Linked DNA regions of Homo sapiens: all the other regions are linked to region 3. Evidence: read pairs that join two places in POLR2A ChIA-PET (ENCODE). Cell type or tissue: Panc1. All regions are shown on one strand.

Region 1 (8,000 bases), 130 kb after region 3:
ACCTGGGAGTGGGAGGTGGCAGTAAGCCAAGATTGCGCCACTGCACACTCCAGCCCGGGCGACAGGGCGAGACTCCATCTCGAAGAAAAAAGAATATTTTTTAAATGTCTGGATTATTTCATTTCAGGAAATTTTATCACAGTTATATATGCACAGTTTTAAAATATCAAATGGTTCTAAAAGGCTGGTTATGAAAAATAGAAATGCCTGGCCCAATTATAGAGCAATTTTCTACTTCAGAGGCAGCCACTTTTAAACACTATTTCTAAATAACAAAAATAAATCTTTACACATTTTTTAGTGTCTGTCCTTAGGAATGCTGAAGATTTAGATTTCTCTCACCTTTCCAACACTCCTATTCCTCACTTTCTCTCTCTCTCTTTTTTTTTTTTTGAAAAGGAGTCTCACTCTGTTGCCCAGGCTGGAGTGCAGTGGCGCAATCTCGGCTCACTGCAACCTCCGCCTCCCAGGTTCAAGGGATTCTCCTGCCTCAGCCTCCTGAGTAGCTGGGATTACAGGCACGTGTCACCACACCCAGCTAATTTTTGTATTTTTAGTAGAGACAGGGTTTCAGCGTGTTGGTCAGGCTGATCTCGAAATCCTGACCTCGTGATCCACCCGCCTCGGCCTCCCAAAGTTTTGGGATCACAGGCGTGAGCCACCACCCCTGGCCTCTTTTTCTTACACACACACATACATGCACTTCCGGTCTGTCCCTGTATTTTTCCATTCCCCTGATATAGCTGTATTATTAATTTGGATAACTATATTCAGAACTTGTTTTTTATGACTATATTGTTATGACCAGGAAATATCATTCACAACTGAATATGTGTTACAGGCCAAATTGTGGGCCCCTTCCCTAAATTCATATGTTGAAGTCCTAACACCTAGTATCTTAGTATGTGACTGTATTTGGAGATAGGACCTTTATTTAATTAATTAATTTATTTATTATTTATTTACTTATTTTTAAGATGGAGTCTCGCTCTGTTGCCCAGGCTGGAGTGCAGTGGCACAATCTTGGCTCACCACAACCTCCACCTTTCGGGTTCAAGCGATTTTCCTGCCTCATCCTCCCAAGTAGCTGAGACTACAGGTGCATGCCACCATGCCCGGCTAATTTTTGTATTTTTAGTAGAGACGGGGTTTCACCATGTTGGCCAGGCTGGTCTCGAACTCCTGACCTCGTGATCCACCTGCCTCGGCCTCCCAAAGTGCTGGAGTTACAGGCGTGAGCCACCACGCCCGGCCAGAGCCTTTATTTTTAATTTGTATTTTTATTTGAGACAGGGTATCACTGTGTCACCTAGGCTGCAGTGCAGTGGCACAATCACGGCTCACTGCAGCCTCAACTTCCTGAGCTCAAGCCATCCTCCTACCTCAGCCTCCCGAGTAGCTGGGACTACAGGCACATGCCACCACGCCCAGCTAATTTTTTTTATTTTTTAAGAGAGAGGGTCTGGCTATTTTGCTTAGGCTGGTCTGGAACTCCTAGACTCAAGCAATCATCCTGCCTCAGCCTCCCTAAGAGTTGGGATTACAGGTGTGAACCACTGCACCTGGCCTTAGGGCCTTTAAACAGGTGATTGAGGCCCCAAGGGTGGGCTCTAATCCAGTATGACTGGTGTCCTTATAAAAACAGGAGATTAGGACACAGACACACACAGAGGAGAGACGACATGAAGACACAGGGAGAAGATGGCCATTTGCAAGCCAGGGAGAGAGACCACATGAGAAATCAACACTGCTGACATCTTGATCCAGAACCAGACCCTTTTTTTTTTTTTTTTTTTTTTTGTAAGACAGAGTCTCACTCTGTCGCCCAGGCTGGAGTGCAGTGGCTCAATCTCAGCTCACTACAACTTCTGCCTCCTGGGCTCAAGTGATTCTACTGCCTCAGTCTTCCGAGTAGCTAGGATTACAGGGGCCCACCACCACGCCTGGCTAATTTTTGTATTTTTAGTAGAGACAGGGTTTCACCATGTTGGCCAGGCTGGTCTCAAACTCCTGACCTCAGGTGATCCACCACCTAGGCCTCCCAAAGTGCTGGGATTACAGGCGTGAGCCACCACGTCCAGCCCACCAGAACCAGACTTATGCCTCTAGCCTCCAAACTGGGAGAAAATAAATTTCTGTTGTTTAGGACATCAGTTTGTTGTATTTTGTTATGGCAGCCCAAACTGACTAATATTATATACATATATATATATATATATACACATACATATAAATGCTTTTTTTCTGAAATTTATCTTCCAAGTCCTTTTGAATTTTTCAGTTCTGCTACTATTTCTTTTTTTCTTTTTTTGTAAACGAAGTCTTGCTCTGACACCCAGGCTGGAATGTAGTGGTGGTCTTGCCTCACTGCAACCTCCACCTCCCAGGTTCCACGATTCCCCTGCCTCAGGCTCCTGAGTAGCTGGGATTACAGGTGCCCACCATCATGACCAGCTAATTTTTGTATTTTTAGTAGAGACAAGGTTTCACCATGTTGGCCAGACTGGTCTTGAACTTCTGACCTCAGGTGATCTGCCCTCCTGGCTTCCCAAAGTGCTGGGATTACAGGTGTGTACCACTATGCCCAGCCACAGTTCCACTATTATTTCTATGAACACTTTTCTTTTCTTTCTTTCTTTTTCTTTTTCTTTCTTTCTTTCTTTTTCTTTCTTTCTTTCCTTCCTTTCTCTCTCTCTTTGTCTCTTTCCTTCTTTCTTTTCCCTCCCCTCCCTCCCTCCCTCCCTCCCTCCCTCCCTCCCTCCCTCCCTTCCTTCCTTCCTTCCTTCCTTCCTTCCTTCCTTCCTTCCTTCCTTCTTTCCTTCCTTTTTTTCTTTCTTTTGAGACAGGGTCTCACTCTGATACCCAGGCTGGAGTGCAGTGGCACAATCTCAGCTCACTGCACCCTCTGCCTCCTAGGCTCAAGGGATCCTCCCACCTCAGCCTCCCAAGTAGCTGGGACTACAGGCAGCCGCCATCACACTTGGCTAATTTATTTTTAAATTGTTTTTTTTTTTCTTTCTTTTTATTTTTTGTAGATAGAGGGTCTCACTATGTTGCCTAGACTGGTCTTGAACTCCTGGGCCCAAGCAGTCCTCCTGCCTTGGCCTCCTAAAGACCTGGGATTAGGCATGAGCTACCACTCCTAGCAAGAGCACTTTTCACTTCTGCCCCTTCCCTCATCTCTTCCAGGTGGATAAGAAGATTCTTTGAGGAAGACCTTGACAACTTCCACATCCCTCATGGATGCTTCTTTACTCACCTTTCCTCTCTTTTCTCTCAAAAATAACTTTTTAATTTTCTGAATGTTCCTGAACAATTTTTGTTTCTAGTTTTCTGGCTCTTGTCTTATCTCCCTGAGTTTGCTGATCCTTGTCTTCTCATTCTTGAGAAGCACACTAAACCCAGCTTAGAAGTCTATGCTTTTGGGAAGAGCTTATCCTCTCTAATCCTCACTGTAGGGTGATCTGGCTGGGCTTTCATCTTGCAAAATCCCGGATGTCAGCATCTTCTGGTCTTTGGGCTCAGAAGGGTCAGCCCTCCACAATGGACTCTGCCACACTGCCATGTAGAGGGTTCTGTGCCTTGCTGTCGGGACCCTGGGGGCTGAGCGAGCCTAAGAAGGCTCAGGGCAGTGTGCCTCAACACTGTTTGTATATCTTCACTTAATCCTCCTATTTTCAGTATAGTCACCCTGCTCTCAACTATGCTGGTCTCCTCCAGGCCAGAGACCCTTAGTTTTAGCCTCTGAAGAAGAGACACCCTCAGTCTCTGTCAGGGTAAGGAAGGACTGTCACTTGGCTCCGCAGATTCAAGGACTTTTTAGCTCCATCTTCATCCCCGCTTTCAGAGCGCCCAATGCCACCCATCCACATGCATTTTGTGGGTTCTTAAATTTAAATGGGATTACATCTTGGATTCCTGCACTACTGGCTTTCGATTCAGCTTTCTCTGGTCTGCCAAATCGGTTGTCACTTCCATATCTGCTTTCTAGCTTGCTAAATTTTGCTGTTTTTTTTTTTCTCTCTTGTTCTCTTCCTCCTTGGGAGTTAATGCCAAAACAAACAAAAATTCCTTTTATTGTCATTTAGTTTCAGAAGGCCTCCAAGATACATGTGTATCCTTTTTTTTCACCATCTTTAAACAGAAATCATCTAAAAGTAATGTTGATAATCCGGCAGAAGGAGAAAGGGGCAGAAATTATGGTCCTCCTATGAATTTGAGTATTGTGCATTCATTAAAAGAGGTGTTTGCTATGAATTTTCAATAGTAAAAAGAAAACTTTTTAAATAATGTTTGTTGATTTTAAAGATGTTGTAAGACTATACATAGGATTATTCCACCAACTCTTTAAATGTTCGTGGAAAAAGTGTGGGTAAAAATATACTTATTTATTTGTTCATGGTTAATGGATAGGATTATGGGCGACTTTATTTTATTTCTGTAATTTATACATTTTTACAATGTAAATACTACTTTGTTTTTCTTATCATTAATTGCATTGTTCAATAATATGTAATTACTGTGGAAAAGGTAGATAATACGTAAAAAGAAGATACATACACACATAGTTTTTTTGTTTTTTGTTTGTTTGTTTGAGACAGAGTCTCACTCTGTCGCCCAGGATGGAGTGCAATTGCGTGATCTCAGTTCACTGCAACCTCCGTCTTCCGGGTTCAAGCAGTTCTCCTGCCTCAGCCTCCCGAGTAGCTGGGATTACAGATGTGCGCCATCATGCCTGGCTAATTTTTGTATTTTTAGTAGAGACAGGGTTTCACCATGTTGGCCAGGTGGTCTCAAATTCTTGACCTCAGGTGATCCACCCACCTCGGTCCCCCAATGTGCTGGGATTACAAGCGTGAGCCACCACGCCCGGCCCACACATAGTTTTTTAAAAAATTACTCCAAAGCCTATCAAAATTAAAAACTGTTAATATGTTAAGATATGTTTTCTTCCAAGTAAATTTGCATACTACTTTTGTAATGAAAACAGTAATATTCTTCCTCTTTGTGTCCACTGCTGGAGTCTTAGAGTCACTAATGGGCTAATGTAAGAAAGTCTAGTTTGAAGCCACTGTTAAAATAGAATTGTTATTTGGAAGGAAATGGGAGATTCCTGGGAACCTCTTAGCTTTCTCACCTAAGTCAACAGAAAGGATTGGCTTACTAGATTTGCTAATTATCAGCCTGAAAGACAAAAGGACCTCATACAAATTCCTGGGGACCATCAAAAGGATGAGAGACAATTGGGACATGATGCTGGAGACTTCTGCATGGGGCCACTGGCGGAGGTGAGTGCCCCTTGGGGAGATGTTGCCAAGATTTGCCTGCTTTACTTAGGATCAGTCCTGCATATCAGCAAACACATGCTATGTGTGTCCTATAGAGCGGTACCACTAGCTGACCTGTGAAACAGGAATTGGGGGAAAACAGCTAATGTTTGATGAAGATGATGGGTTTCTGCACTGGCTTGAGAGGAGCAGTCTCCTTTCAAAACGACATACGCATTCATTATCCCTGGCTTCCTGCTGCCACGGCATTTAAACTAGTGATCTTCAGACAGCATTCCTCTGTCCACGGTCCTCACCGCGAGGCAGCCCCAGAGAATGGACAATGTGCATTTGCGATCCATGGCATTTTGAGAATGTCATGGTGGCCTGCAAATGTAACAGGGATATTTGTGATGCTCCATTTCAACTCCTGTTATTGAAGCAGATAGGGCTACCTGGTGCATTTTAGTTTTTACTAATGAGTTTTTAACTTCTTTTTGTTTTGATTTGGAACACTGAAAACCACACTAAATTTAGAAGTCTACTCCTTAATAGATCAATCAGTTAGGTGGGCCTTGCTGGGTTAGTTTTTGTTCCTAAATTATAATTGATTCAAAAGGAAATGAGTCCCTTGGCCTCTTACAAGGTCTTTTAATCATTTCTTTGCACTATCTCTTTCTCAGCTCAATTTTCTTTCTTTTTCTCACTTTTTGTTAGGTTGCTGTCTTTTATCAGTCTGTTTATTTGAAAAAGGAAGAGATAAGTTGTTAACTGGCCATTCAGTGTGAAAACAACAGCCTCACCTTTATCACCAGATAATTAAAAAAAAAATACCCCTCAGCTGTCATTAAGTAATCCCATCTGCCCGATATTGCTTTTTAAGATCCTATCTAAATGAATTACAACCAGCAAAATCATAAAAGAATTAAGTTAGAGACAGAAGGTATTGGTAATCCCTTCTTCCTGTTTGACAATGGATTTCTTTTGGAGAGGTTGAAAACAATCATTAACATCAATTTCAATGCTTATTTACTTTACAGTGGTTAACTATAAAGTGACCTTTGAAGAAGGGTATGTTTTGGAAAGCTAAGTACTAAAATTGGCCTGCCAACCGTTTTGGGGATGAGTTTTAAATATTTTACTCAGTTTACTGAGGAACTGACCATTCTACAAACTTCAATAATTCAAATAAAGTTCAACTTTAAAAAATAATGATAAAAATGGCTCGTATAAAGTTTTTTAGGTTGCTACTAGGTATGACCAAACAATGCAATATTTAGCATTATTGTGGAAATGAAATTTGAGGCCGGGGGCAGTGGCTCACGTCTGTAATCCCAGCACTTTGGGAGGCCGAGGCGGGCGGATCATCTGAAGTCAGGAGTTCGAGACCAGCCTGACCAACATGGTGAAACCCCGTCTCTACTAAAAATACAAAATTAGCCGGGTGTAGTGGCGTGTGCCTATAATCCTAGCTACTTAGGAGGCTGAGGCAGGAGAATCGCTTGAACCCAGGAGGCGGAGGTTGCAGTGAGCCAAGATCACACCATTGGACTCTAGCCTGGGCAACAGGAGCGAAACTCCGTCTCAAAAAAAATAAATAAATAAACAAATAAATTTAAAAACCTGGAAAGATAGACTGGCTGATTGCAGGAGAAATGTTTGAAGTAAAGTAAAGGAGACGACTTTCTCCTCCTTTTTTTTGAAGAAAAGGCAGCATAATTATTATCTTGAAACTTCTTTCTTTAGAGAGATTCTATTTGAGTGCTTAATAGACTAGGAAACACGCAGAGCATTGTATATATCAGGTATTGCTCTAAAAGTTTTACATGTATTAAACAAAACACCCCAGGACAACACACTGAGGTTAATGCTATAGTCCGCTTTCCTCCAACCCCTTTTTAAAATTAATAAACTTTGTTTTTTTAGAACAGTTTTAGGCTCACAGCAAAATTGAGCACAAAGTAGGGAACTCCCATACACCCCTTCCCCCGACACACACACAGCCTCAACTGATATCCACATTTCACACTAGAGTGGCACTTTTGGTGCAGTTCAGGAACCTACACTGGCTGTCATTATCACCCAAAGTCCATGGTTTACAGTAGGGTTACTCTTGGTGTTGTACATTCTCGTATCCACCGTTGCATTATACATTCAGAATCGTTTCACTGCCCCAGACATCCTCAGCCTATTCATACCTCCTTCCTCCTAACCCCTGGCAACTAGTCATCTTTTTACTGTCTCGTTGCCTTTCCAGGGTGTCACATAGTTGGAATCATACAGTATATAGATTTTTCAGATTGGCTTGTTTCACTTAGTAATAATACGTTGACGTTTTTCCCATGTCTTTTTGTGGCTCAATAGCTTATTACTTTTAGTGCTGAATAATATTCTATTATCTGTATGCACCACAGTTTATTTATCCATTGACCTACTAAAGGACAACTTGGTTGGTTCCAAGTTTGGGTGATTAGAAATACAGGTGTTATAAATAACCACGTGCAGGATTTTGAGTGAACATAAGTTTTCAATTCATGTGGATAAATTCCAAGAAACAAAATTGCTGACTTGTATGGTAAAGAATATATTTAGTTTTGTAAGAAACTGTTGATTAGGCAAGGTAGTTCATGCCTCTAATCTCAACACGTTGGGAGGCCAAGGCATATGGATTGCTCATGTCTGATATTATAAGAGTAATTTGTGTCTTCTCTCTTAGTTAGCCTAGTTAAAGGC
Region 2 (8,000 bases), 330 kb before region 3:
GTTGGCCAGGCTGGTCTTAAACTCTTGACCTTAGGTGATCCACCCGCCTCGGCCTCTCAAAGTGCTGGGATTATAGGCATGAGCCACCGCGCCCAGCTGAAAATTGTATTTTGAACATTAGAAGTCAATTAAGAAAAAATTCCTACTACCTTTCAAATAACAACTTTTGTGCCATGGGGTACTTAGATTGAAGGGAGTAGCAAAGCCTGCTGGTTAATGTTCCACGGAATTCTTACCATCTCCAACGAGAACAACAGTAGAATGGTTAGTTGCTTTTCCATCTTGAAGCTGGAAAGTGTACGTTCCCTCATCCTCATCCTGTAGCTTTTCCATGAACATTTCGATGATGCCAGTGTTTCGGTCAATATGCATTTTATATTTCTTCAGTGTGAAAAGAAAATGACAGAGAAATCACTGAGGCATATATTTTACTTGGAATGACAACAAGCTTGATGAAATAAAAATAAACCCCAAAGGCTAGATGCAGTGCCTGTTCATGCCTGTAATCCCAGTACTTTGGGAGGTCGAGGTGGGAGGATTACTTGAGGCCAGAAGTTTGAGAACAGCCTGAGCAGCAAAGCGAGACCTTGTCTATATAAAAATAGAAAAATAGGCTAGGCACAGTGGCTCACGCCTGTAATCCCAGCACTTTGGGAGGCTGAGGTGGGCAGATCACCTGAGGTCAGGAGTTCGAGACCAGCCTGACCAATATGATGAAACCCCGTCTCTACTAAAAACACAAAAATTAGCCTGGTGTGGTGGGATGCGCCTGTAATCCCAGCTACCTGGGAGGCTGAGCCAGGAGAATTGCTTGAACCTAGGAGGCAGAGGTTGCAGTGAGCCGAGATCGCACCATTGCACTCCAGCCTGGGCAACAAGAGCAAAACTCTGTCTAAAAAAAAAAAAACATTGAAAAATTGGTTGGGCATGGTGGTGTGCACCTTTAATCCCAGCCACTCAGATGGGAGGATCTCTTGAACCCAGGAGGTCAAGGCTACAGTGAGCCATGATTGTGCCACTGCACTCCAGCCTGAGCAACAGAAGGAGACCATGTCTAAAAAAAAAAAATTAAACATTAAAAATTAGAATAATAATTTAAATAAAATCTCTTCATAACTGAACAAGTGCTTTATATTCTTATACCCAGGTAAAGGGAAATATTATGTGGAGTTTATGACCTAGACCAGAATAGATTACTAAAAAGTCTGAAATTTAGTTTCTTAAATCTAAATAAAGTTTTGTTACCCCAAGTCACAAAATGTCAAAAAGTTGTCTTTAGACTCTCACATTACCTTCCAGATTACATTATTTATTTATTTATTTATTTAGAGACGGATTCTTGTTCTGTCGCCCAGGCTGGAGTGCAGTGGTGCAATCTTGGCTAATTGCAACCTCGGCCTCCCAGGTTCAAGTGATTCTGCTGCCTCAGCCTCCTGAGTAGCTGGGACTACAGGCGTGTGCCACCATACCCAGCTGATTTTTGTATTTTTAGTAGAGACAGAGTTTTACCATGATGGCCAGGCTGGTCTTGAAGTCCTGACCTCAAGTGATCTGCCCACCTCGGCCTCCCAAAGTGCTGGGATTACAGGCATAAGCCACTGCTCCCGGCCTACATTATTTTTAATGAGTAGAATAATGTAAAACTATAGGCAGCAGAGGCAGGTATCTTGCTCATTCATCGCTATCTCCTTGGCATCTTGCACATACATGGTATATAGTAGTCAATTAATAAATATCTGCTGAACTAATACATGAAAAAAAATGCTTCTAAATGTGTTTACTCTCTCTTTTTAGAGATAGGGTCTCGCTCTGATGCCCAGGCTGGAGTGCAGTGGTGCAATCATAGCTCACTGCAGCCTCGAACTCCTGGACTGAAGCCTCAGGCCTCAGGATCTTGAGGCTAGGACTACAGGCACACACCACTATGCCTCACCAATTTTTAAAAATTTTTTGTAGAGATGAGGTTTCACTATGTTGCCCAAGCTGGTTTCAAACTCTGAGCCTCAAGTAATTCCCCTGCCTTGGCCTCCCAAAGTGCTGGGATTACACGTGTGAGCCACCATGACTGGCCCTATTTGCTCTTAATGAATGGAAATAGCCCTATTAGACTATACTTATTTTATCATATTGTTTAGACAACTTTTTTTTTTCCCAGAATGTAAAGATAAGTTTTAGTTGCTAGGCATGCAAGCACAAATACCATGATGGATTTGAATTGGTTAACTTTTGCTATATATAAAATGTCACAGAATGAAGGCTCAGGTCTGGGATGAACTCTGTGATGCAATTCATGCTCCCGAGCCTCACCTGCAGGAAGTCAGTCTCCAACTGAGACCACATTTTTGCTTAGCATCCCCCCATCCTATCCTGCTCCCCAACAATAAATCACTTGAACGAGAAACTACTTCAGACTCTCTTTCTAAGAAACTTAAGAGAGCAGCTGCATACCCTCAAGGCAACATGTATGCACGCTTGAACACGTGAAGGGGAGTACGTCTATATGCACATATGCATGAATGTTCACTCAATGGCTGTGGGGTGATGAGTGAGGCCAACAACACTTTTCCTTCCTCTCCCCTGACCAGGTGGTGATCACAGCAGTCGAGGGAACATTTTGAAAGTGGAGAGGAGACGGGTCGCAGTGGACACAGGAGTCAGGAGTGACTTGTTCTGGCCCCACAGCAAGTCACTCTATGCACTGGAAAGGACTATACTGCATACTCTCCTAATATTCATGGTACTCGTTTCCCTCTCACTAACAAGTCCTCAAATGTTTTAAAAATACATCTCAGTGAAAAGGGAAAGGGTTGCTACTAATGGCCACAAACCACACCTCCTCTGCCCTTTCAGTTTCCCATTTACACCCATGATAGCACAGGTCAGTGCCCCTGAACCCCCAGTTCTTCAGTACTGCTGGGCACTGGCCTGATCTTGACTTGACTGACATCTGTGGGGAGGACAAATAAAACTTAGATGTTGTAACTCTATCTACAAAAACTATGTTTATGTTAAAAGGAAAGGAAAGAGTATTTTATATATATACAAAATCACCTACGTAAATATGACTCAAACAGACGTACACACAGAGAAGCATAGAAAAAAGTCTAAAAAAGTATATACCAATATGTACATCAAAAAGCCATAAGAAGTGTTACAGCTCTTTTAGAATTTGTCTAGCAGGCTTTCCGGTTTTTGCTGGAAAGACTCCCCACCACCACCACCAAATTAAGAAAAGCCGTAAGAATGTGTGATTAGTCCTTTCTGAGTCTTTAATGCTTTTTACAATAAGGATGTATCGTGTTTTTAACCAGAAAAGCAATGAAAGGTATTTTTATTGCATTTTTCAGAGCCATTGGGACAAGAGGCCTATTCTTCATATAATGAATCAAGTCCGTGCTGGGGTGTCCAGTGTGAGTAAGATGTGAATTCAGGGTAGGGTATGGGCTCCTCTGCCTCCCAGGAGAGCCTCTCTATTTTCATGGGGATCATACATCTCGGTTTGCCTGAGACCGTTTTGGTTTATGACTATTTATGACTGTTGTCCTTTCATTCTCAAAGCGTCCCAGTTTGCATAATATGTTATAGTCAATCTGTATTTTCATTTCACAGTTTTCACTTGTGAGAAGGATTTAAACTCTCCCACTCCACCACCCAGCGGTTTTTATAACAACATATCCACATCCACATAAGGCTTCCTCAGTGTATTCTACAATGATACATTAAAAAGTCTAAACAGTGTAAAACCTACCGGGCCTTCAAAAATTTCCTTCTCGTTAAATATGTAGTTGACTTTGGCATTGCCAGACAGTTTCTCAGCCTGCATCCAAAACCGGACCTGGCCTTTCTCCAAAATTTCAACTGCCAACTCTGATTTAACTGGGACAGCTATGAAAAGTAAAAATAAACACAGTAATTATATTGGTAACCAATTATATTGGTACTCATTTTCCATCAAGTGAAAAAAAAAAAAAAACCACACAATGGAAATGACAATGTAGCACCTGCTTCTTGCAAAGCCCAGAGGCAGTGAGAGTTGCAGGGAAAGCCTTAGATTAAAGACAGAGGGACTCAGCTCTGATGCTGGGACTGTCACTTGGAGCAAGTTGTTCATTCTCTTTGAATCATAGTTGTCTCAACTGTAAAAATGAGGAAGATGAACTTACCTCTAGGGGCATAGGGGCACTTGTAGCTAATATCTGTAACTTTCTACTGTGGCTTTTGGTTGGTGTTTTTTCTTTTTCTTTTTCTTTTTTTTTTTGCAATAGGTTCTCACTCTGTTGCCCAGGCTGGAGTGCAGTGGCATGATCTCGGCTCACTGCAACCTCTGCCTCCTGGGTTCAGGCGATCCTCTCACCTCCGCCTCCTGAGTAGCTCACACAACAGTCACGCACCACCACATTCGGCTAGTTTTTTATTTTTCTTTTATTAGAAAGAGACTCACTATGTTGCCCAGGTGGTCTTGAACTCCTAACCTCAAGTGATCCTCCTTGGCCTCCCAAGGTGTTGGGATTACAGGTGTGAGCCACCTCATCTAGTTGGCATGTGCTGTATTTTAAATTAGAAGCTTCCTAAACTTATGTCAAATGTAAATTAATATTTCTTTGTATTTATTTTAAAACTACCCTTTTCAAGTTTCAAGGGATGATTTTCTTTGCATTATTCCATATTCACTACCAAGTTCAGTGTGATACATTCATTCCAATGCAGGACTGAGAGGGGGCTCAGATGTCATCTATTGAGGGGGTTTCAAGGTGGAGAGAAGGTGGGCTTTGGAGTCCCACCAAGATCTGGACCAGTTACTCTCCTCCTTTAGACCTCGTGTCCCTCACCTGCTAACATGGATGTGCTATGAAGAGTAAATATAAGGCCGGGCATGGTGGCTCACGCCTGTAATCCTAATACTTGGGGAGGCCGAGGGGGGCAAATCCCTTGAGGTCAGAAGTTCGAGACCAGCCTGGCCAACATGGTGAAACCCCATCTCTACTAAAATTACAAAAATTAGCCAGGCGTGGTGGTGGGCGCCTATATCCCAGCTACTCAAGAGGCTGAGGCAGGAGAACTGCTTGAACCTGGGAGGCGGAGGTTGCAGTGAGCCGAGATCGCGCCACTGCACTCCAGCCTGGGCAACAAAGTGAGACTCTGTCTCAAATAAATAAACAAACAAACAAATGTAAATATAGTAAGAGAACACATTAAGGTACTGTGAATAGTGGTCTGTGTTCAAGAAGGTTGGTTATCTTCCTCCCCTCACTTTACTGGTCTCTTTACAAAATCTCAACTGCACCCCAGGAGACAGTGGTAACACGTCTGGGTGGTGGAGCTGAGAGCAGGGTCACTCCCTCTCTTCTGTATTCCTCTTGGTCCTCGTTGTCCACACGGTGGTTTTCCAGTGTGAGCAGGATGTCTGAGTGCACCAGGGCAGCAAGGGCAGAGGCTAAGCTTCTCCCTTACAGGATGCTCATGCTTGCTACAACTAAGTCTTGAGGAGAGTAGAAAGCACAATTTCTTCTAAAAATATCTGGAGACCTCATTCTAGGAAACTTACTATGTGAGTGAGGAGGTTACCTAAGAGGCCCAGAGTGATGAGGGAGGAGGAGGAACAGGCCCTCCTGGAAGTCTCCAGCTCCCTTAATGTTCACTGTCCTCCCTGAGTCCTGAGAACATCGTCTGGGGAATGCTGGCCGCCTTGAATGTCCACAGTGGGCACGGAGCAAATGTGGCCGTGCCTACATAGAGATAGCCCACATCACAGTCAGGGGAGCAGGCTCCAGAGGCAGACCACCTGGGTTTAACCAGCTGTTTGCAAATGATCTAGTTACTTAACCTCTCTGGGCCTCATGTTCTTCCCCTCTAAAATCAAATCGCCACAATACCAACCCTTTTAAGGTCATTGTGGAATTCAAATAATATATACTGCTTAAATACTCTATAAAGAGCCTGGCATATAATAAATGCTCTATTAATGTTGGCTGTTAATATTTTGTTATCTCTCTCCTCCTCTAGTTGCTTCTACAACACCCTAGAAACACCATTTTTTTTTTTTTTGAGATGGAGTCTCACTCTGTCACCTAGGCAATGGCATGATCTCGGCTCACTGCAACCTCCACCTCCCAGGTTCAAGAGATTCTTGTACCTTAGCCTCCAGAGTAGCTGGGATTACAGGCGAGAGCCACCACACCTGGTTAAATTTTACAACCACTAATTTTAGAATATAATATGTTGACACCTAAGAGGACACACCAACATATCTGTATTTATGTATACGTGCTTGTGCTTGCCTCCCCACATATAGTGCATGTATACAAGAGGGGTAAAAACCGGTGTCTGCAAATGAAGGGCTATTATGCAGCATGCTGATAATACCAAAGTGTACCCTCCACCCACCCCCTCAAAATACCTTGAATTCTTGGTGTATGGATATATATTCAAATAAGCTATCTTTCCACACTGCAATTTAGTATCAATACTGGCAAGATAGACTAAGTCGATTTCTATTTTTAGCTTTGTGCATTTCTATTTTTTCTATTTACTCAGCTCCAAATTTCCTTAGGCTCTTTTCTCTGGCAGTTAATGTGCCTCAGCGAAATATGTTATTTGTAGGTTTAAGGCACGTGTTTAGTGGTTTTCAAAATAATTTTGAAAACAGCTTAAAATAGGAGAATTTACTGTGCCAAAGGATAAAGGAATACTATACTCTTTATTACATTCTCTAAGAAATAAGACAGTTTAAAACTTTACAAAATCTCAAGAAAACGACTTCATCAACATGCCAGCATTTACCAACAGGAAGTGGGTATGAATCAAGAAATTGCATGTGCTACTTTGATCCTACCACCAGACCTCTGAAGATATTCACCTTGTGACCTCATTGGTCTGATAGTGGTAGGGGAAAGAAAAGAGCTGGAGTTTTAGTATTGAAAAATGTTGCTTCCTTGGGTTAACCAAAACACCCTTGGGTTGGGGGCTCTGATACTTGCATGTCAGAGTTTGTTATTTTGTGATTTTTATACTCATTTTTTTGTGACAGATTCTCACTCTGTCACCCAGGCTGAAGTGCAGTGGCATGATCACGGCTCACTGCAGCCTCCAACTGCTGGGCTCAAGTGATCCTCCCGCCTCAGTCTCTCGAGGAGCTGCGGCCACACCTGGCTAATTTTTGTATTTTTGTAGAGATAGGGTTTCACCATGTTGACCAGGCTGGTCTTGAACTCCTGGGCTCAAGTGATCCTCCCGCCTTGGCTTTCCTAAGTGCTGGGATTACAGGCATGAGCCACCTTGCCCAGCCGAATGTCAGAGTTTTAATCACATTCTCAGGGTCTCTCTACCAAAATGCGACACTGGGTCTCTAATAAAAGGATAACTGAGTTTGCTGCTACCCTCTCTCGTAGCACCAATAATCAGAGTTCTTGGGCTTATGCAAGATAAAATATCTCAGCATAAATGATAATGACATCAGGCAATGCCTACTGCCCGGACTAATTCTCTCTCCAAGTCCATATGAACACTAAACTCCAGGGAGGCCTGGGCATCTTGAGCTCAAAAGTGACACCCCATCTTCTCTCATCTCCAACCTTTAAGCTGAATGTAAATGTTGTTTGGACTAGTTGTTGTCTAGACACTTAATCAATGTTTATTATCTGACTAGATTAGTAGGTGCTGCTGTTTCTCCCCATTTCTGTCAATGTTCGAGAGTAGAAAGTACAACCATCTTATGTAGCTTGGAGACTTCTGCGTTGGGCAGCAGGTTCAGGGATCACTGGTCTGTTTCAATTAATGTTCATATTTTTCCTGAATAGTTCATGGATTCATCAATACCATATTTATTATCTCTTACAGCATTTATTTTATTTTATTTTTATTTATTTTTATTTTTTGAGATGGAGTCTTGCTCTGTCACCCAGGCTGGAGTGCAGTGGCACGATCTCGGCTCACTGCAACCTTCGCCTCCCGGGTTCAAGCAATTATCCTGCTTCAGCCTCCTGAGTAGCTGGGATTACAGG
Region 3 (8,000 bases):
TCCATATAAAAATTAGTCTCCAACTCAACAAGAAAAAAGCAGGCTGGGCACGGTGGCTCACGCCTGTAATCCCAGCACTGTGGGAGGCCAAGGCGAGTGGATCACCTGAGGTCAGGTGTTCAAGACCAGCCTGGCCAACATAGCAAAACCCCTCCTCTACTAAAAATACAAAAATTAGCTGGGCATGGTGGTGCCTGCCTGTAATCCCAGCTACTCAGGAGGCTGAGGCAGGAGAATCACTTGAACCCGGGAGGCAGAGGTTGCACTGAACTGAGATCGTGCCATTGCACTCCAACCTGGGTAACGGGGCAAGACTCCGTCTCAAAAAAAAAAAGGAAAAAGAAAAAAGGAAAATAACCTGATTTAAACACGGGTTTGTAATCATGTAAATGCTCAATTAAAATCAAACAAGTGGCCAGGCATGGTGGCTCAAGCCTATAATTAAAGCACTTTGGGAGGACAAGGTGGGTGGATCACTTGAGGTCAGGCAGAGTTTGAGACCATCCTGGCCAACATGATGAAACCCTATCTCTACTAAACATACAAAAATTAGTCATGCTTGATGGTGGGTGCCTGTCATCCCAGCTACTCAGAGGAGGCTGAGGCAGAAGAATCACTTGAATCCAGGAGGTGGAGTTTGCAGTGAGCCAAGATCGCGCCACTGCACTCCAGCCTGGGCAACAGAGTGAGACTCCCTCTCAAAAAAAAAATAATATTAATAAAACCAAACAAGAAAGAAAAAGAGTGGAAAACAAAAAGGAAACAAAGAATAAGAGCAATGAAATAAAATAAACTACAATTAAGGTACATGTTAATCCAACTATATCAATGATCACTTTAAATGTGAATGATCTAAATACATTAATTAAAAGACAGAGACTATCAGAGTGGATAAAATAACATCACCCAACTATACGTTGTTTACAAGAAACTCACTTTAAATATGCAGGCACAGGTGAAAAGTAAAAGGATGAATACAGAGATGCCACACTAACACTAATCAAAAGAAAGCTATGGTAGCTATGTTAATTTCAGACAAATTATCTCCTGCAATATCTTGGAAGACAGTTCACATGTCAGGCCCTTAGCCCTTAGTTCTAGGAGGGGTGTTTAAGAAATATCAATATTTATGTATTTTGACTGCTTTTTGCTGCTTTTAGCCAAGTTCTGTAAGACTGATGAACCAAAGCAAGAATTAGCCAGTTAGAAAGCAGACTAGAATGGAATACATTTCCTCACAGGAGGAGTTTGACAGTGTGACTTGGTTCTAATCAATGGGATGTGAGGAGAAATTATATACAGTCATGTACCTCATAACATTTTGGTCAAAGACAGACTACGTATATGATGGTGGTCCCATAAGATTATAAGGGAGCTGAAAAATTCCTGTTGCCTTGTGACGTCAAAGCTGTCCTAACTTTGTGGTGCAACACATTATTCACATGTTTGTGGTGATGCTGATGCTGGTGTAAACAAATCTACTGTATTTGATGGTACTAGCACTTGATAATAAATGACCAAGTTACCTGTTTATGAGTTTACTATACTATATATATACATTTATATATAGTATATAAAATATATATATATTTGAGATGGAGTTTGCGTCTTACTATACTATATATATACATTTATATATAGTATATAAAATATATATATATTTGAGATGGAGTTTGCGTCTTACTATACTATATATATACATTTATATATATATAGTATATAAAATATATATATACACACATATTTGAGATGGAGTTTGCATCTTGTTGCCCCAAGCTGGAGTGCAATGGCTTGATCTTGGCTCACCGCAACTTCCACCTCCCAGGTTCAGGTGATTCTCCTGCCTCAGCCTCCTGAGTAGCTGGGATTACAGGCATGCACCACCAAACCCAGCTAATTTTGTATTTTTAGTAGAGACAGGGTTTCTCCATACTGGCCAGGCTGATCTCGAACTCCCGACCTCAGGTGATCCACCCATCTCGGCCGCCTAAAGTGTTGGGATTACAGGCGTGAGCCACCGCGCCCATCTATACTATATTTTTAATTGTTATTTTAGAGTGTACTCTTTCTGTTTAATAAAAAAATTAACTGTAAAGCAACCTCAGGCAGGTCCTTCAGGAGGTATTGCAAAAGACGGCATTGTTACCATGGAAGCTGAACACTCCATAAGTGTTATTGCCCCAAAGACCTCTCAGTGGGAAAGATATACAGGTGAAAGACAGGGATATTGGCCGGGCACAGTGGCTCACGCCTGTAATCCCAGCACTTTGCGAGGCTGAGGTGAGCAGATCACTTGAGGTCAGGAGTTCGAGACTAGCCTGGCCAACATGGTGAAACCCCGTCTCTACTAAAAATACAAAAATTAATTGGGCGTGGAGGTGGTCACCTGTAATCCTAGCTACTCAGGAGGCTGAGGCAGGAGAATCGCTTGAACCTGGGAGGCGGAGATTGCAGTGAGCAGAGATGGCGCCACTGCACTCCAGCCTGGGCGACAGAGTGAGACACCGTAAAAAAAAAAAAAAAAAAGACAGTGATGTTGATGATCCTGACCCTGTGTAGGCCTAGGCTAATGTGTGTGTTTGTGTTTCAGTTTTTAACAAAAAGTTTAAAAAGTAAAAAAAAAAAAAAAAAAAAAAAAATTTGATAGAAAAAGCTTATAGAATATGGACATGAAGAACGAATACATTTTCATAGAGCTGTACAGTGTGCTTGTTTTTAGGCTTAGTGTTGTGACAAAGTCAAAAAGTTTTTAAAAATTTAAAACTTTATAAAATAAAAAAGTTATAGTAAGGTAAAGTTAATTTATTATTGAAGAAAGAAATTTTAAAAAATAAAATGTAGCCAAAGTGTATATCATTTATAAAGTCTACAATAGTGTACAGTAATATTTTGTAGGCCTTCCCATTCACTCACCACTCACTCACCGACTCACTGAAAGCAACATTCAGTCCTGCAGGCTCCATTAATGTTAAGTGCCCTATATAGGTGGCCTTTTTTTTTTTTTTTTTTTTTTTTTTTTTTTTTTTGAGACAGAGTCTGGCTCTGTCGCCCAGTCTGGAGTGCAGTGGCGTGATCTCCGCTCACTGCAAGCTCCACCTCCTGGGTTCACACCATTCTCCTGCCTCAGCCTCCTGAGTAGCTGGGACTACAGGCACCCGCCACCACGCCCAGCTAATTTTTTGTATTTTAGTAGAGACGGGGTTTCACCGTGTTATCCAGGATGGTCTCTATCTCCTGACCTCATGATCCACCTGCCTCGGCCTCCCAAAGCGCTGGGATTGTAGGCGTGAGCCACCGCGCCCAGGCTTTTTTTGTCTTTTATGCCATATTTTTACTATACATGTTCTAGGTTTAGATAGATCAATACTTACCATTGTGTTGCAATCACCTGCAGTACTCATATGGTTACATCACTCCTAGTAGCATAGAAGCAATAGGCCATACCATAAGCCTAATGCATGTAGTCGGCTCTAAGTTTGTCTGAGTACACGCCTAACACCTGAAGACACATTTCTCAGAATGTCTCCCCGTCGTTGATGCATGACAGTATATCACATATTGTACTATTGAAAAAATAGGCATGGCTGGGCGTGGTGGCTCAGGCCTCTAATCCCAACACTTTGGGAAGCTGTGGCAGGAGGGTCCCTTGAGCCCAGAGTTCTCAACCAGCCTGGGCAACATAGTGAGACCCCGTCTCTACAAAAAAAAGTTTTAAGGCTGAGCGCAGTGGCTCACGCTTGTAATCCCAGCACTTTGGGAGGCCAGGGCGGGCAGATCACGAGGTCAGGACATCGAGACCTTCCTGGCTAACACGGCGAAACCCCGTCTCTACTAAAAAAATACAAAAAATTAGCCGGGCTTGGTGTCGGGCGCCTGTGATCCCAGCTACTCAGGAGCTACTGAGGCAGGAGAATGTCGTGAACCCAGGAGGCGGAGCTTGCAGTGAGCAGAGATCGCGCCACTGCCCTCCAGCCTGCACAACAGAGCGAGACTCCCATCTCAAAAAAAAAAGAGTTTTAAAAATTAGCCGGGTGTGGTGGTGCACACTTGCAATCCCAGCTACTCGGGAGACTAAGGCAGGAGGATCACTGGAGCCCAGGAGGTCAAGGCTGCAGTGAGCTATGATCACACCACTGCACTCCAGCCTGGGTGACAGAGCAGTGCTCTGTCTCAAAAACAACAAAACAAAAAAAGGCACACCTGCCCTCGTTTCTTCCTCTCTTTCCAGTGGCCTAAATGTTGAGAGGTAGAGAGAATTAAAGCAGCTATCTTAAACTAAAGAGGGCAGCCACGATGGAGTGACAATACAGAAGGGGTCTGCGTCACCAACATTGTGGCGCTTCCGCAGCCCTGGAGTGCTTATGTTCACACTGTGACACAGAGACAAGTCAAATTCTTTCATGTTTATTTGGGTCTATGTGAGAGCAACTCAAGCTGCGACCTAATTAATGTAGGTTTATGATCAAGTACATATCTCATTGTATTGTAGCTATTTCTCTAATTATGATTATTTTATTATAAGTAATCATCAGTAATAATATCAGCAAAGTAAGTTTTTTTTGTTGTTTTTTTTTAATGTCAGATGGGTAATGTGCCAAGATTTGAGGGAGGCATATCTCACACGAGAGTGTGAAAACACAATCATCATGTTATTAACTACAAAGGATCACATGCAGTCAAGTTTTTACTGTAATCCATGGGTGGGAAGTTCAGCCACACCTTGCAGGATCTGAAACAGGAAATAGAGAAGCCATCAGTAACTGAGGTCATTCTCATATCAGCTTCTGCAAACCAGATTTCTCTCCTGTGATATTGTGAAATACTACTTGGTCTTCTACCCATTTCCTGGCAAGCAACTTCTAAAATCCTTGGAATCTCCTTGTGTGCTAATGAATTGACCTTTGGGTGGGTGGGTAGGGGCTACTGGATAGCCCCAGGATAGTGGTTGCCACTGGATTAGAGGGTAGGAACTTTCAGCCCCACCCCCAGCCTCGGGGAGGAGAGAGTAGCTGAAGTTTGAGTTATTCACCAATGGCCAATGATGTAATCAATCATGCCTACTTAATGACCCCTCCATAAAACCCCCAAAGGATAGAAGTTGGAGAGCTTCTGAGTTGCTTAACCCTTGGAGGTGCTGGGAGGGTGATATGCCTGGAGCGGGCACAGAAGCTCTGCACCCCTTCCCCATACCTTGCCCTATGCATCTCTTCCATCTGGCTGTTCATCTGTATCCTTTCTAATATCCTTTATAATAAACAGGTAAACATAAGTAAGTGTTTCCCAAAGGTCTGTGAGCTGCTCTAGCAAATTAATCAAACCTGTGGAAGGGCCATGGGAACCCTGATGTATAGCCAGTTGGTCAGAAGTATTGGTGACAACCTACTACTTATGATGTCTAAAGTGGGGCAGTCTTGTGGGACTGAACTCTCAACCCGTGAGGTTTGATGCTACCTTCAGGTAGATAGTGTCAGAATTGAACTGAATTCTAGAGGATGAAACTGCCTTTGCAAAATTATGACAGCAAGAGAAATGTGACATGGCTAACTCCATCTTGCTTCTATCCTCACAGACTGGCTGTCCTTGCTCATACCTGGGCATAGGCCAAGCTAACCACGGGAGAAATTTAGTTTATAGTTTACGTGATGATAGCCCTTTCCAAAAACTAAACTACCCTTGTAAAACTGATGAACATCATGAAGTTAGGAGGATGAGAGGGGCCTGAATTCTACTAAGATGTGGGTGTAGTTAAATAATTACCAGCCATTATTCCGAAAGTCATAAGATTTGCAACTTCCCCAATTAATCCTGTAAATAACATCACTATTGTAGAGTTTAAGATTGGCCTTTTGGGACGTCTTTTCAGGCTTTTGCATTTCTAAGTACTGGATGGCCCCACCCAGACCAGTGACTCCTCTGGTGGGCCCCACCCAGAAGCCAACTCAGCATACAAGGACTGTTTTCCACACCCCTATGATTGCATCCCCAGCCAATCCGCATGGCCCCGTCCCTAGCCTCCTGCCTACCAAACTATCCTTGAAAAACCCCTAACCTCCAGGCATGCTGGGATATTGATTTGGGTGATGACTGTCTCCTGCGTGGTGCCAGCATCGTGTCAACTGAACTCTTTCTTGACTGCAATGCCATGGGCTCAGTGGATTGGGCCTGTGCGGGAAGAACCCATCAGGCAGTTACGAGGACATCCAACTGGTGTGTGCTGGAGAATCTCTTGCGGAATTGATTGCTTGCTTGGTGTGTCAGGAAACCCGCACCATCCCCCTGCCCTGCCCTGCCCCCGCCCCATATTTGGTCACAGCAGCATCCTACGTTGTGAGAGTATAGTAGGAGAAAGTGTTTTTACATGTATCCTTTTATCTATTTTGTTTGGTATATGGCCATGTATAAGTGAGCAGTCCCCCAACTTCGAATTTCCTGAGACACACTAAGACTTTAGCCCTAATCTCAGGCCCAGTTCTGGCTAGGGTCCTTTTTTTTTTTTTTTTTTTTGAGACAGGGTCTTGCTCTGTTGCCCAGGCTGGAGTGCAGTGACACAATCTTGGCTCACTGCAACGTCCTCCTCCTGGGCTCAAGTGATTCTCACACCTCAGCCTCCCAAGTTGCTGGGACTACAGATGCACATCACCACACCTAGCTGATTTTTGTGTTTTGTATAGAGACAGGGTTTCACTGTGTTGTCTAGGCTGGTCTCAAACTCCTGACCTCCAGCGATCCGCCTGCCTCTGCCTCCCAAAGTGCTGGCATTACAGGCATGAGTCACTGCCCCTGGCCCAGCTAGGGTCCACTTATTCAGTCAACCCATAGACTGATAATGGAGAATGTTCTCAGAAAAGACTGGTGTTAGCTGTACAGATAACCTATGGGCCTAATATATGTCTGTCTTCCATATTTGTATTTTGTTTGCTAATACTGTGGAGAAAGAAGCAGGAATTCCCATTCATTGCTAGTGGAAATGCAAATTGGTACAACCCTTGTGAAGTAGAATTTGGCAATATCTAACAAAGCCACACGTTTATTTTTTGACATAAGAATCACACTTTTAGGAAGTTGTTCTGAGGATATAGCTTCAATAATATGAAAATACATGTGAACAAGATTGTTCTTTGCAGCACTATTTAGAATTGCAGTCCAAATGCCAAACATGAGAAAGTAATTAAACCATGGTACAGCCAAGCAGTGGGGTACTATGCAGCGGTAAAAAAGTAATAAGGATGATCTCTTTTTTTTTTTTTTTTTTTTTTTGGAGACGGAGTTTCACTCTTGTAGCCTAGGCTGGAGTGCAATGGCATGATCTCGGCTCACTGCAACCTCCGCCTCCCGGGTTCAACCTCCACCTCCCGGGTTCAAGCGATTCTCCTGCCTCAGCCTCCCAAATAGCTGGGATTACAGGCTTGCGCCACCATGCCCGGCTAATTTTTGTATTTTTAGTACAGACGGGGTTTCACCATGTTGGCCAGGCTAGCCTCGAACTCCTGACCTCAGGCAATCCACCCGCCTCGGCCTCTCAAAGTGCTGGGATTACAGGCGTGAGCCACCGCGCCCAGCCAATGATCTCTATAAACTGATACGGAGTGATTTCCAGAATACATTCTCCCTTTTTTTTTTTTTCTTTGAGATGAAGCCTCACTCTGTTGCCCAGGCTAGAGTGCAGAGGCACAATTTCGGGACACTGCAACCTCCACCCCACTAGGTTCAAGTGATTCTCTTCCTCAGCCTCCCGAGTAGCTGGGACTACAGGTGTGCGCCACCACACGTGGCTAATTTTTGTATTTTTAGTAGAGACGGGGTTTCCCAGGTTGGCTAGGCTGGTCTCCAACTCTTGATCTCAAGTGATCCGCCTGCCTCAGCCTCCCAGAGTGCTAGGATTACAGGCGTGAGCCACTGTGCCTGAGCCAGAATATATTCTTTTTTTTTTTTTTTGAGACGGGGTTTCCCTCTGTCACCCAGGCTGGAGTGCAGTGACGGGCTCTCAGTTTACTGCAACC

Evidence for each region. ChIA-PET counts read pairs that join two places held together with the same protein. Peaks named below come from ENCODE experiments on the same cell type or tissue, not always from the same donor. Only the 100,000 strongest peaks of a DNase experiment are listed, where the experiment ranks them.
Region 1: POLR2A ChIA-PET joins it to region 3 with 11 read pairs; 1 of 35 experiments calls an interaction of 5 or more read pairs at or near these places.
Region 2: POLR2A ChIA-PET joins it to region 3 with 8 read pairs; 1 of 35 experiments calls an interaction of 5 or more read pairs at or near these places.

What each region holds. Positions count from the first base shown.
Region 1 is chr18:3,548,958-3,556,957 of GRCh38, forward strand. All of the region lies in intron 9 of DLGAP1 (DLG associated protein 1), which reads right to left. Among named protein-coding and RNA genes, the nearest start is that of DLGAP1-AS1, 41 kb to the right of the region's middle. RefSeq lists an enhancer at 5,922-6,472. In Panc1, no CTCF peak of the experiment used is centred here; no DNase peak of the experiment used is centred here; H3K27ac peaks cover 4,261 bases.
Region 2 is chr18:3,090,422-3,098,421 of GRCh38, forward strand. It overlaps MYOM1 (myomesin 1), which reads right to left. Exons shown (of 38, transcript NM_003803.4): 26 at 3,749-3,885; 27 at 237-381. It also overlaps the pseudogene RNU7-25P. Among named protein-coding and RNA genes, the nearest start is that of LPIN2, 81 kb to the left of the region's middle. In Panc1, no CTCF peak of the experiment used is centred here; no DNase peak of the experiment used is centred here; H3K27ac peaks cover 295 bases.
Region 3 is chr18:3,419,683-3,427,682 of GRCh38, forward strand. It overlaps a transcript of TGIF1 not described here and the pseudogene LOC124904374. Among named protein-coding and RNA genes, the nearest start is that of TGIF1, 26 kb to the right of the region's middle. RefSeq lists enhancers at 6,026-6,526, 6,527-7,027. In Panc1, no CTCF peak of the experiment used is centred here; no DNase peak of the experiment used is centred here; H3K27ac peaks cover 1,051 bases.